2 separate regions of the Mus musculus genome follow, and region 2 is linked to region 1. The links are chromatin loops, found by intact Hi-C in ENCODE. Cell type or tissue: left cerebral cortex. All regions are shown on one strand.

The links. Peaks named below come from ENCODE experiments on the same cell type or tissue, not always from the same donor. Only the 100,000 strongest peaks of a DNase experiment are listed, where the experiment ranks them.
Region 2: it touches region 1 in a loop (7-fold over the local background); 1 of 42 quality-filtered maps calls a loop at or near these places.

What each region holds. Positions count from the first base shown.
Region 1 is chr4:132,513,935-132,516,434 of GRCm38, reverse strand. It overlaps n-TAagc8 (a tRNA gene), which reads right to left and starts at 427; the gene lies at 356-427. In left cerebral cortex, a CTCF peak has its summit at 1,491 (motif pointing right); DNase peaks (open chromatin) are centred at 840, 1,493 and 2,450; H3K4me3 peaks cover 1,386 bases; H3K27ac peaks cover 616 bases.
Region 2 is chr4:132,039,404-132,041,903 of GRCm38, reverse strand. All of the region lies in intron 1 of Epb41 (erythrocyte membrane protein band 4.1), which reads left to right. Among named protein-coding and RNA genes, the nearest start is that of Gm36157, 8.9 kb to the left of the region's middle. In left cerebral cortex, no CTCF peak of the experiment used is centred here; a DNase peak (open chromatin) is centred at 1,436; H3K27ac peaks cover 873 bases.

The DNA.
Region 1 (2,500 bases):
TTATTTACTTACTTACTTGTTTATTTACTTATTTATTTATTTTTGATACTAGCACTTACTGAGTTTCCGAGATAAATCACTCTGTAGCCCAGTGTGGCCTTCAACAACCATTATCATGCCATGCTTGAGGGCCTCTTTTTTTGTTTTTGTTTTTCGAGACAGGGTTTCTCTGTGTAGCCCTGGCTGTCCTGGAACTCACTCTGTAGACCAGGCTGGCCTCGAACTCAGAAATTCGCCTGCCTCTGCCTCCTGAGTGCTGGGATTAAAGGCGTGCGCCACCACGCCCGGCAAGGGCCTCTTTAATATTAAAAATGTAACACATAGAAGCACTTAAGTGTGTAAATGGATTTAAAAAAAAAAAACCTGGAGATCGAACCCAGGACCTCATGCATGCTAAGCATGCGCTCTACCACTGAGCTACATCCCCACATGCGAAAGAATGTGTAGAGATTTAAAACACCAGGGGAGGCAACACAGACTTGCAATCCCAGATACTTGGGAAGTTGTGGCAGGGCCATCATAAAGTTAAGATCAGCCTCTGGATACATAACAAGTTTGAGTTCCGGATTTGAGTTATGGGCCTGGTGTACAGACCTAGTCTCAAATATTAAGAAAAAAAAAAAAAAAAGTAAGCCTTGTGCTACCAGCTCCCTTCCTGCTCAGGGCGGGCGGAGGAGAGGCAGGCGCTGAGTTTTAGACCAATCAGAGCCCGGTTGATAGGCAGAGCAAGAAGATTTTAAAGACCTTTCAGGTCTCCTCAACAGCTTCGGAGAGTTGCCTTGTCAGCCTGGAAACATGCCTGGTCCTATCCAGAGCGTCGCTGCAGGCTCCTATTGGCTTATTCTAAACCCCGCCCACATGTCTGCTCATTGGCCGCCGCGATTTACGTAAGAAGAGCCTGTTGCTGAGCACCAAGGGGTCGGGGAGGAGTGTTGCTGCTTTTGCCGAGGATACTTTGGGGAAAAACAGCAATATAAATAACAACCCCTGCTGCCCTGTTGAAGAGTTCTGCGTTAGCTTTCGTGCTCACAACAGCCCTGCTTTGACACAGCAGGAAACAGGGGCAGAGAGAAATGACTTGTTCTGATTTCACACGGTTTAAAAAGCTAGGACTGCCTCCGCCCTTCACCCCCTCTGCCCATCATGATAGGTAGTAGGGTACCATAGGAAACAATTTTTTTAAAAATCAAGCCACTGGATCAGACTGTTAAAGTGTCGGTTGGCTGGACCTTAACATCTGGTCTCCATGCCGCAGACAGTTTTCCGAGGGTTTTTAGCGAAGCAATGGGAGAAATATTTAGGCTGTGAAGTTTTATGAAAGCTTATTCCTTGCTAGACACTTCAGAAGCCACATGGTATTTACTTAGCCACCGCATGTCTTCTTATTAAGACCTTGACGCCATGATATGGGGTTCTGTACAGAATCCTTTGGAGCGGCCCTGGAAGCCTTTTTTCAGTTCACCGGGGTTGAGCTATAGCAAGATCTGGCCTGCAGGGGGCGCTGCGGGCTCGCTCAACTGATCAAACTAGAAAAGTCCAGCTAATTGCCCCGAAAGCACCCAGAATAGATGAGCCTTCATATTTTACTAAGAAAGATGAGCTTTTCCAAACTTGACGTTTTCTATCCAAAATGTGCAGTCGAGGGAAGTGACTTTATCAAGACAAACTCTGCACGTTGATCGGAGAGAGATCTCCTTCCGAACGAACGTCCTTGATTTAGTCGATAAAACTGATTCAAGAGTTGGGAAAGGAAGGGGCTTAATTTGGTGAATAGAGACAAAAACAAGCGATCGAGTCGCTGTTAGGATCGGAGCTGACTCTGTTTCTGGGGGTCTGTAACAACTTAAAGAGGTGAAGTCAGGGTTAGTCCTTGTTCGGGACCTCACACAATGGCTGCTTTAAGGAGCAAGTGAAGGTGAGTAAGCTACTGGTGGGTGTGTGGAGTGTCTCCTTTGGTTTTATCAAGCCAATCGGAGCGAGAGGGGCTTCTCTCCTACAAGAATTCCCTGGGCAGAAACTGTGTTCTGCAATTGGGGAGTTGGAAAATAGTAAGAGTTGGGGGGGGGACCCCACAAGGAGTGATAAACCATAGTGCCTGGAATGGTTACAATGTAAAGGCATTATAATACAATGATTCAAGAATTTGATGCCATAAAATTAATTCTGAAAAAAAAAAAAAAGATGAGAATCCCATTAGGTTTTTAGTCTGACAGGGTCTGAAATTGAAGAAGTCTCAAAAAAAAAACCTTTCAGATGTGATCTAGACATGTCTCCAGGAATCAAAAGAGCTTTGGCCAATCAGTGGCTTTAACACGGCTGATGCAAGAGTCCAGAGAGTATGGCAACAGGAGGAAGAAGGAGACCTTGCCTGACCAAACACTATGCAAGGCATGGGGGAGGGGTACGGGAGGGATGCGTCCACCCAGTGTCTAGCACACCTCCCCATCCCTCACCAAGCTGGCAGAGTCACTGCTGAATTGCCACAGCCAAACCTAGCCAC
Region 2 (2,500 bases), 470 kb after region 1:
CATTCTATAATGGTAGGGATGTTCTATACCTTTAATGTTATGGTGATTAGATGAGTTAAATATAGGAAGTCAAATGTGAATTTTTTTTTTTTCTCTTGAGGTGCTGGTGCATGCTAGGCTAGCTTCCTACTGTGAGCCACATCCTTAGGTGTCTGTGAAATACTTAGACACCAGATGCCTGGCTGTCATGATGATTTTCATAGTTAAGCCTCACCCCAGGTTACTGGAGTGTTATTAATCTCAATTCACAGTTTAGGTAACAAGTTAAAAGCTAAGTAGCTTGTCCAGAATCACACAATTGAAAATTGGCATTCAGAGTGATGAGACCTTACTGAGACCCTTTTGCTTGTCGGGGGTAAGAGCTTTGGATGTAAACCTTCTGTCAAAGCTGATGAGTTCTCTATAACTGTTGTCTTGTGAAAGTCCTTTTCTAAAGCTGTATTTGTGTGTGTGTAAAATGAGGATAATCATATTTTAGGAAATATATGCATAGTATGTGCCTATCATACAGATTTTATCAAAGGGAAAAGAGAAGAAGTGACATTTGTTTAATGTGGCTGGCTCTCCTTCCCCCTCCCTCTCTTCCTTCTTTCCTGGCAGTCTCATGTACCCCCAGGCTAGCCTTGAAACTTGCTATGTAGTTGAGGGTGACTTTGAACTTGTGACTCTGTTGCCTGCATCTCTGAAATGTTGGGATTGCAGATGTTTGCAGTCACTCTAGGTGCTCTTAAATACACACACACACACACACACACACATACATATATATATATATATATATATTGTTTTTTGTTTTTTTTTTTAGACAGTTTCTCTGTGTAACATAGCCTGGCTGTGCTGGACTAGGTTTTGTTTGTGTAGCCCTGGCTGTCTTAGAACTCACTCTGTAGACCAGGCTAGCCTCCAACTCACAGAGATCCACCTGCCTCTGTTTCCCCTGTGCTGGAATTAAAGGCATGCACCACCATCACCCAGCTCCTGCTAAGTATCTCTGATTAATTTTTACTATTGTAGTCGTGTGTATGTGTGTGTGTGTGTGTGTGTGTGTGTACACAGATGTGTATGATGTTTGCTTGTGTGGAGGCCAGAGGCAAACTGTGGCATAGTTCTCTTCTTTATATGGTTCTAGGGATTGAAGTCAGGTTGCTAGGCTTGTGTAGCTCACCTACCCTCCGAGCCTTTGTATTTTTATACCTTACTTGTACCCTTGTCTACTGAAATTGGATGTCTTTGGGTCTGTATAATGGTTGTATGCAAATATGTAATGCAGTTTTGTCCAGTGTCGATCTTTGGGTTTGATTCAGACTCACACTGTAAATTTTTTAAGTTTTTATTTGCATGTTAGCCTGTGTGTGAGTGTTCTGAAGACCCATTTCACAGCAAGTCTGGGTTTATAGCGTCATTTCCGGCTTGGTAGGACACAGTCTTGTGGTTGGTGTCCCCATTGTTGCTTTTATCTTTTGAAGCAGATGTGAAAGTAAACACACACTTGACAAACAGGAAGAGGTTTGCTCTGGGAGGGTGGCTTTTAAGGCAGCCTTTAGACAAACTGCCCGAAATCGGAAGAGTCTTGAATCTTTTTAGAAAGAAATAGTACCTCATTTTTGTGAAGTATATATTTAAAAAAATGCATTTAACCAAAATGATGACTGTACATATGTTTGTGCTTTTTATACATTTGGGGGAAGTATTATGTTCCTGTTTTCCTTTGAAAAAGAATACTGACGCATGCTTTTCTTCCTAGTGCCGAGTATCAAACTCAGGCCTCACTGAGCATGCTGCCTGCCCTCTGATCCTGATCCTGGCTTCTCTTTCTATTTGGAGGAACTTTCAACAGAGAGTTGTGGACATTTTTGGCTCTTTATGACATCTATCCTAGTAACATTGTACTTTGGGTTTTCGTTCTTAAGATAGGGAACAACACATGAATGCTCTGTAGACCAGGCTTGCCTCAAAATCATAGAGATCTTTCTGCCTCTCACTCCACAGTGCTGGGATCAGAGCTTTGTGCCAGCCACCACACCCAGCCTAAAGTTTTTCATGAGTGTGTGGGGTGTGTGTGTGTGTGTTTGTGTGTGTGTCCATGCACATGTGTATGGAGGCCCAAAGTTGACTTTGCACATCTTTGATCACACTCTACTTCCTTTGTTGAGTCAGAGTCTCTTGTTGAACCCAGAGCTAGCCAGTTCTAGTTAGTCAGCTAGCTAGTCATCGTAGAGATTCCTTGTGCCTGCCACCTGAGTGCTTAAATTACAGGTGGCTGTCACACCTGCCTTGCCGCCCTTTTATGTGGGTTCTAGGGATCTGAAGTCATGTCCTCATGCTTGCTTGGCAAGCACTTTGTCCACTTCCACAAAGAATTTGTATTGCTTTGTTGAAAATCTCCCTGCCTTCCTCCTTTCTTCTCCTTTATCTTCTTTCCCATACTTTCCAACTAGTAGTCCTTTGAGGATACACTTGTTGTCTTGTTTTTTGAAGCAGGGTCTCTCTATTCATCTCT